Regions from separate parts of the Homo sapiens genome. Here region 1 is linked to region 2. A link is a contact called in ENCODE Hi-C or POLR2A ChIA-PET data. All regions are on one chromosome and are shown on one strand. The core of a region is the stretch at or near the end of the contact, and the rest is flanking DNA. Distances in the headings are between cores, read along the strand shown.

Region 1 (4,153 bases), core at 1-2,500, 860 kb before region 2:
CCCCTGCTGCTATACATGCCGCCCCAGGGGACACTGTCTCTGGAAAGCCAGGCACACCCAAGGGTGCAGGAATGGCAGGCCCAGGCGGTTTGGCACGCAGCAGCCGGAACGAGTACATGCGCTCGGGCCTCTATTCCACCTTCACCATCCAGTCTCTGCAGCCGCAGCCACCCCCTCATCCTCGGCCTGCTGTGGTGCTCCCCAGTGCAGCTCCTGCAGGGGCAGCAGCGCCCCCCTCGGGGAGCAGGAGCACCAGTCCAAGCCCCTTGGAGGCCTGTCTGGAGGCTGAAGAGGCCGGCTTGCCTCTGCAGGTAAGGACTGGAATATAGAAATTCAGTAAGAGGAGGCAGTAAAGAGGAGGGATGTGTAATCCCCGGATGACGAGGGAGGCTGGTAGAAGAGACATAGCTGTCCCGTTAAAGGAGATAATGGTGGAAGGAAGACATCCTCTTAGAAGGAGGGGTGGGGCAGAGAGCTACACAAATCCTGAGACAGAAAGGGGAGAATACTGTGCTACAGTTAGTAGCTGCCGAACATGTAGGTGCCTGGAATATGTTTAATGCACTGGTTCTCGCACTCTAGTGCTCATCAGAATCACCTGTAGGTCTTGTTAAACCACAGATTGCCAGGCACACCCCCAGAGTTTCTGAATTTGTGGGGCTGGGGAGGGGCCCAATAATTTGCATTTTTAACTTGTTACCAAATGAGGCAGATATTGCTGGTCCAGAGGAAGGTAAATTTTTGAGAACCACTGTTTTAATGAATGAGGATGGTATCCCTCAGATTCCTACCCGCTTCAGGTTGTCTCACCCCAAGTCCCCTGTCCCATAGGAGGACCTGCCCCAGAGGAAGCCCTACTTCCTTGACGAAGTCCTATGTCCTGTTGGAGGACTTGCTCTGATGTGCAGTCATGCCCTGAGTACCAAGTGCCACCTTCCCGGGGAAATCACTGGGTGGCCCACAGGAGAATCCTGTGGTCCCAACAATCCTTACACACCCTCTTTGTGCCTGCTCCTCTACCAGGTCATCCTGACCCCGCCCGAGGCCCCAAACCTGAAATCGGAAGAGCTTAATGTGGAGCCGGGTTTGGGCCGGGCTTTGCCCCCAGAAGTGAAAGTAGAAGGGCCCAAGGAAGAGTTGGAAGTTGCGGGGGAGAGAGGGTTTGTGCCAGAAACCACCAAGGCCGAGCCAGAAGTCCCTCCACAGGAGGGCGTGCCAGCCCGGCTGCCCGCGGTTGTTATGGACACCGCAGGGCAGGCGGGCGGCCATGCGGCTTCCAGCCCTGAGATCTCCCAGCCGCAGAAGGGCCGGAAGCCCCGGGACCTAGAGCTTCCACTCAGCCCGAGCCTGCTAGGTGGGCCGGGACCCGAACGGACCCCAGGATCGGGAAGTGGCTCCGGCCTCCAGGCTCCGGGGCCGGCGCTGACCCCATCCCTGCTTCCTACGCATACATTGGTGAGTGCCTGCGGAGGGGTGGGGTGTGTGGGCGCCAGCACCAATGGGATTGGCATGTGGCGGGTGACTGACAGGAATCAGAGGAGGGTGAGTGTGGTTGTTCCTGAAGAGGGTGGAGCCTTTGAGTGTGATTGACTGGGCTGATGCTGGCTGGAGGGATGGGGTTTGATTAGTGAAGGGCAGGGCTGGGGACTTTTGTGGGTGGGACCGAGGGTCTTTCTGTGGGACTGTTTCTAGGTTGGGGTGTGGCTTAAGGAACCTGAGCAGGGCTTTTTGGTCTGGGATGTGCATATGGGGTTTCATGGGTGGGACATGAGTTGGAAGTTGACCCTGAGCTGTTGGGATGGTGACTTGAGAGGTTTGAGAGCAGCATTTGGATAGGGTCTTGTGGGTGGTCTTGACCAATGAGGTCTCAGCAACTGAGGGTGGGCTCTCGGGAGTGGGGAGTGGGGGGTGTCTGCAGAGTTTGAGAGATCATAGGCATGGCCTCCATGGTTACCATCTAGGTGTGTGCACTTTGGGGAGTGACCCTGGGAGTGTGAGTGGGAAATCTGTGGTGGGGCCGGGACCAAGTCCCTTCCAGCATCCCACATCTACTTTCTACTCACTTGAGCTCCGACCACCCTCTCCCCACAGACCCCGGTGCTGCTGACACCCAGCTCGCTGCCTCCTAGCATTCACTTCTGGAGCACCCTGAGTCCCATTGCGCCCCGTAGCCCGGCCAAGCTCTCCTTCCAGGTAGGATCCTCTTTCCCCGTTTTGGACAGGGTGAGAGACCCAAGAATGGCCCCCATCTGTGACCTCTCCCTCTTTTTGCCCCCAGTTTCCATCCAGTGGCAGCGCCCAGGTGCACATCCCTTCTATCAGCGTGGATGGCCTCTCGACCCCCGTGGTGCTCTCCCCAGGGCCCCAGAAGCCATGACTACTACCACCACCACCACCACCCCTTCTGGGGTCACTCCATCCATGCTCTCTCCAGCCAGCCATCTCAAGGAGAAACATAGTTCAACTGAAAGACTCATGCTCTGATTGTGGTGGGGTGGGGATCCTTGGGAAGAATTACTCCCAAGAGTAACTCTCATTATCTCCTCCACAGAAAACACACAGCTTCCACAACTTCTCTGTTTTCTGTCAGTCCCCCAGTGGCCGCCCTTACACGTCTCCTACTTCAATGGTAGGGGCGGTTTATTTATTTATTTTTTGAAGGCCACTGGGAGGAGCCTGACCTAACCTTTTAGGGTGGTTAGGACATCTCCCCCACCTCCCCACTTTTTTCCCCAAGACAAGACAATCGAGGTCTGGCTTGAGAACGACCTTTCTTTCTTTATTTCTCAGCCTGCCCTTGGGGAGATGAGGGAGCCCTGTCTGCGTTTTTGGATGTGAGTAGAAGAGTTAGTTTGTTTTGTTTTATTATTCCTGGCCATACTCAGGGGTCCAGGAAGAATTTGTACCATTTAATGGGTTGGGAGTCTTGGCCAAGGAAGAATCACACCCTTGGAATAGAAATTTCCACCTCCCCAACCTTTCTCTCAGACAGCTTATCCTTTTCAACCAACTTTTTGGCCAGGGAGGAATGTCCCTTTTGTTCTTCCCCCTGAGAAGCCATTCCTTTGTCTGCCAACCTCCCTGGGGTCCTGCCTGTTTCCTCCCAATGGAGGGTTTTTTTGGGGGGTGGTCCCCGTCTGGGGGGCCCCTCCAGCCAGTACTCCAGGTCTCCCTGTCTCTCCCCCGCTGCCATTTTGATAGTATAATCTATTTTTAAATGGGGCTTTTCAATAGGGGAGAGGGAGTCATCTCTTCCTATATTTGGTGGGGTGGGTGGGAAGGAAGGGATTTGGGGGGGAATCTTCCTGCCGCCTCCCCCACTCCAAGTGTTTATTTTTGATACCAAACATGAATTTTCAGTTCCCTCCCTCCCAGCCCCCCAATTTCCTGCGGGCGGGTACAAAGGACCCTTTCAATGTCCCTGGAGTTGGGAGGGAGGAATGGGGGACATAAAGCCTGTCCTGTCTCTATTCTAGGCAAGAGAGAGTGGGTTCAAAAGACTCCTGGGCTCACCTGTTAGCGCTGGCCCAGCCCAGGCCTTGGGACCTGGGGGTTGGTGATTTGGGGGACAGTGCTACACTCGTCTCCACTGTTTGTTTTACTTCCCCAAAATGGACCTTTTTTTTTTCTAAAGAGTCCCAGAGAATGGGGAATTGTTCCTGTAAATATATATTTTTCAAAGTGATGCTGGAGGCTGCTGGCACTTTTTCTCTGATGTTGTCAGGACTAGCTGAGCGTGACACGCATGACTGTGTGTGGAGGGTGTGAGGCAGAGGTCGATTGTGAGAGAAACGGTGTGATGGCGTGTGTGAGAAACAATAGTAGGGACTGCATATCGGTAACCATGTGTGTGTCAGAGACGTGGAAAGCTGTGATTGTGTGTGAGAGTGTGCAGAAGTTGTGACCACAGACTTTTGATGGTGTGTCTATGTGGGAAATTGTGGCTGTGTTTCAGAAAATAACTGAGCCTGGATGAATAGTCAAGGTACTGTACAAGAACCTGTGATGGTATGCACAAAATAATGTCTACGAGAAGGGAACGGGGACTGCAGCCCTGTCACTGTTTGATGGCGAGCAAGACAGACTGGGTGACCAAAACCACATGTGAGAGACTACGTGGGCATGAAACTACAGTAGAGGTTGTCAGGGATTG
Region 2 (4,458 bases), core at 434-2,933:
AGCTATCAAGTTCTCTCAAAACTGCCAAGAAGGTTTGTTTCTCGAAAGAAATGGACATTTGCAGTTATCCACTGAAAACGCTGGACCTACAGGAGTATTAAGAAAATTAGTGTAGGCTGGGCAAGGTGGCTCACACCTATAATCCCAGCACTTTGCGAGGTTGAGGCGGGTTAATCACCTGAGGTCAGGAGTTCGGGACCAGCATGATCAACATGGTGAAACCCTGTTTCTACTAAAAATACAAAAATTAGCCCGCTGTGTTGGTGCATGCCTGTAATCCCAGCTACTCAGGAGGCTGAGGCAGGAGAATCGCTTAAACCCGGGAGGCGGAGGCTACACTGAGCCGAGATCATGCCACTGTACTCCAGTCTGGGCGATAGAGTGAGACTCTGTCTCAAAGGAAGGAAGGAAGGAAAGGAAGGAAGAAAGGAAGGAAAGGAAGGAAGGAAGGAAGAAAGGAAGGAAGGAAGGAAGGAAGGAAAGCAAAGCAAAGCAGGGTATTCTGCTGATAGCCTGTAGTATATTTCAAGAACACTGCTTTAACATATAGGGAAGATTTTGATATTAAAGATGTGTTTAAACACTGAAGTGATCTACTAATGTAGTAAATATATACTGAATGTCTATTATGTCCTTTATGTATGTTAAGTCATTTAGCCTTCATTAGATAGTGAGATAGGTACTATTATCCCCATTTTACATATGAAGACAGTGAGGCACAAAGAAAGTAAATAATGTATCTAGGGTCATACAGACAGTTCATGGTAGAGCCCAGGCTTAAACCCAAGCAGTCTGGCTTTAAAGCTTGTGCTCTTAACCATTATGCCACAGCTTCTTTAAAATAATTTTACTAATTTCTTTAAAAGGTCTGCCGTCTAGATTACAGGCGTGAGCCCCCGTGCCTGGTCTCACTGTCACGATCTCCAGGCTGGATTGCAGTGGCACCATCTCAGCTCACTGCCACCTCGACTTCCTGGGCTCAAGCTATCCTCCTGTGTTGGCTACCCAAGAAGCTGGGACTACAGGCGCGCACCACCACGCCCAGCTAATTTTTGTATTTTTTGTAGAGACGTGGCTTTGCCACATTGGCCAGGCTGGTCTTGAACTCTTGGGCTCAAGCGATCCTCCTGTCTTGGCCTCCTAAAGTACTGGGCTTATAGGTGTGAGCCACCATGCCTGGCCACATTTCTAAATTCATATTAAAGCAGATTAAAAAGAAGAGTGCCTAAGGAAGAACATCATCTATATTTACTCTCTAGCCATGGAGATAACAATGTTTTCATTTAAAAAATATATATTGAGCATGTAAACCAAATAGTATCTGAGACAGGTCTCAATCCATTTAGAAGTTTATTTTACCAAGGTTAAGGACATGCCCGGAGGAGAGGAAACAGAGAATCACAGAAACAGTCTGTGGTCTGTGCCTTTCTCCAAAGATGATTTTGAGGGCTTCAGTTTTTAAAGGGGAAAAGCAGGCTGGAGGGGAAAGAGGGAGGAGGGTATGATATTCACATGTTGCAAGAGAAAAGGAGCAGGTAGGGGAAGAGTCAATTATGTATTCGTCTCTCACTCAGTAAATCACTGTACATAAGATAAGGTGAACACAGAGTAGCTACCTGCAGAGATATTTAACCTTTTATCTGTAGCTATCAGCTTAGGAACAAAGGGAAAGGCAGCTTCTGGCATGACTCAGCTTTCAGCTTCATTTTTTCCTTTTGGCAGTGAATTGGTGTCCTGCGTTTTTATTTTCCTTTCACAAGCCGCTAGAATCTGCCAAGCTCTTTGTGGGGTAAACAAGACAGATAATATTTCTGATCTCAAAGCTTAATGTTAATGTAATGGGAGAGACACAAACACACAAATAAGCCAAACCAAGATAGCAGCAGATTGTGAACACTGCTGAGAAAGAATTAAAGAGAGCGCTGTAGTAGTAACTGGCAGGGGAAGAGGCGCATTGAGATAGGGTCGACAGGAAAGGTCTCTTTGTGACAGTGATGTGTAAACTGAAACTTGGAGGCTAAGAAGGAGCCAGCAGAGAGGCAGGCAGAGAGATAGGGTGGTAAGATATTTTCAGCCAAGGGAACAGCACGTGCAAAGTCCCTGATACAAGTTCCCACACAAGAAAAACATTGCCCCTACTATTTTTCTCTGCCACTTAAAAACAGTACAAATTTTCGCTCCCTAGAGCAACAGTAAACTGCTACCCACAGGTATCCCTTCCACTTCTGTTGTTTTATTTCATTCATTAGCAGATAATGATGTTTTATGCTTATAACTATAAAGGCTGTGCAAGCAAGTAGAAGAGGTAAATCTCAACACAATGATATGATCTGGTCAGATTGACCATCAGCGCTGCCTCTCACACTCATCTTCTAAGCGATGCTGTTACTGGAAAGGGATCCTGATCCAGACCCCAAGAGAGGGTTCTTGGATCTTGCATAAGAAAGAATTCAGGGTGAGTCCCTAGAGTAAAGTGAAGCCAGCTCTATTAAGATGCTGAGGCAGATGGATCACTTGAGGTCAGGAGTTCGAGACCAGCCTGGCCAACATGGTGAAACCCTGTCTCTAATAAAAATACAAAAATTAGCCGGGTGCGGTGGTGAGTGCCTGTAATCCCAGCTACTGGAGAGGCTGAGGCAGGAGAATTACTTGAACCCAGGAGGCAGAGGTTGCAGTGAGCCGAGATTGTGCCATTGCACTCCAGCCTAGGCAACAAGAGTGAAACAATCTAAAAAAAGAAAAGAAAAAGAAAGAAAGAAAAGGAATAAAGAATGGTTACTTCATTGGCAGAGGAGTGGCTTGAGCTACTCGACTAAGGATACTTATTGTTACTTCTTGATTATATGCTAAACAAGGGGTAGATTACTCCAGAGTTTTATGAGAAAGGGGTGGGCAATTCCCAGAGCTGAGGGCAATTCCCCTTTTTAGACCATGTAGGGTAACTTCTGGATGTTGCCATGGCATCTGTAAACTGTCATGGCGTTGGTGAGAGTGTCTTTTAGCATGCTAATGTATTATAATTAGCATATAATGAGCAGTGAGAACAACCAGAAGTCACTTTTGTTGCCATCTTGGTTTTGGTGGGATTTTGCTAGCTTCTTTACCTCATGCTGTTTTATCAGCAAGGTCTTTATGACCCATATCTTGTGCCAACCTCCTGTCATCCTGTGACTAAGAATGCCTTAACCTCCTTAACAAACCCAAAAATGCTTTAGTTAAGGCATTCTTTTTTTTTTTTAAGATGGAGTTTCGCTCTTGTTGCCCAGGCTGGAATGCAATGGCACGATCTTGGCTCACTGCAACCTCTACCTCCTGGGTTCAGGCGATTCTCCTGCCTCAGCCTCCTGAGTAGCTGGGACTACAGGCATGCACCACCATGCCCGGCTAATTTTGTATTTTTAGTAGAGATGTGGTTTCCCATGTTGGCCAGGATGGTCTCGAACTCCTGACCTCAGGTGATCTGCCTGCCTCAGCCTCCCAAAGGGCTAGGATTACAGGCGTGAGCCACTGCGCCTGGCCTAGTTAAGGCATTCCTAATTAAGAATGCCTTAATGCAGCCCAGTATGGCTCAGCCTTATTTTACCCAGCCCCTATTCAAGATGGAGTTGCTCTGGTTCAAATACCTCTGACAATGCCATCAATCTCTTCATCACCCGAGTCAGAACCAGAGGACCCAGCCAATCCCCAAATGATCACTGACTTCTCCCAACTCAGTCTCTCATCCATCTCCATTGTCATTAATTCAGTTCTATTCCTCTTACTTATTTCCTTCTGAATTATAAAATGTTACTTCCTAGCTGGTGTAGTGGACTGTAGAGATGGCCACAAATAATTGCAGCTCCTTCCATCAAGAAATGGAATCGGCTGGGCGTGGTGGCTAATGCCTGTAATCCCAGCACTTTGGGAGGCCGAGGCAGGCGGATCACAATCAATCCTGATCAATCCTGATCACATGAGGTCAGGAGGTCGAGACCAGCCTGACCAACATGGTGAAACCCCATCTCCACTAAAAATAAAAAAATTAGCCGGGTTGGTGGTGTGCCTGTAGTCCCAGCTGCTAGGGACCCTAAGGCAGGAGAATCACTTGAACCTGGGAAGTGGAGGTTTCAGTGAGCCAAGATGGTGCCACTGCTGCACTCCAGCCTGGGCAACAGAGCAAGACTCCATCAGAAAGAAAGAAAGAGAGAAAGAAAGAAAGAAAGAAAGAAAGAAAGAAAGAAAGAAAGAAAGAAAGAAAGAAAGAAAGAAAGAAAGAAGGAAAGAAAGAAAGGAAGGAAGGAAGGAAGGAAGGAAGGAAGGAAGGAAGGAAGGGAGAGAGAGAAAGAAAGAGAAGAAAGGAGGGAGGGAGGGAGGGAGGAAGTTAGGAAGGAAGGAAGGAAGGAAGGAAAATAAAAGAAATGGAATCTCTGTTTCCAATCCTTGAATCTGGGCTGGCTTTGAGACTTGCTTTGCAGTGGA

What was found. Hi-C counts contacts between places; a loop is a spot of excess contacts on that map. ChIA-PET counts read pairs that join two places held with the same protein, here RNA polymerase II (POLR2A).
Region 1: a loop to region 2 is called in a map of posterior vena cava, with 14 times the contacts of the local background. The contact joins two enhancer-like sites. A Hi-C loop is called at or near these places in 1 of 168 maps with a recorded cell type or tissue (posterior vena cava). POLR2A ChIA-PET finds 5 or more read pairs at or near these places in 1 of 52 experiments (activated B cell).

Annotation. Positions count from the first base shown.
Region 1 is chrX:47,635,053-47,639,205 of GRCh38, reverse strand. ELK1 (ETS transcription factor ELK1) reads left to right here. Exons shown (of 7, transcript NM_001114123.3): 4 at 1-311; 5 at 1,024-1,455; 6 at 2,092-2,193; 7 at 2,279-3,685. The coding sequence ends at 2,377. Among named protein-coding and RNA genes, the nearest start is that of CFP, 7.2 kb to the right of the region's middle. Within about 2 kb of position 1,250, at least 5 of the 41 ENCODE cell types and tissues checked have a DNase peak (open chromatin) inside an H3K27ac peak, as active enhancers do.
Region 2 is chrX:46,775,561-46,780,018 of GRCh38, reverse strand. No RefSeq gene overlaps it. Among named protein-coding and RNA genes, the nearest start is that of SLC9A7, 19 kb to the right of the region's middle. Within about 2 kb of position 1,683, at least 3 of the 41 ENCODE cell types and tissues checked have a DNase peak (open chromatin) inside an H3K27ac peak, as active enhancers do.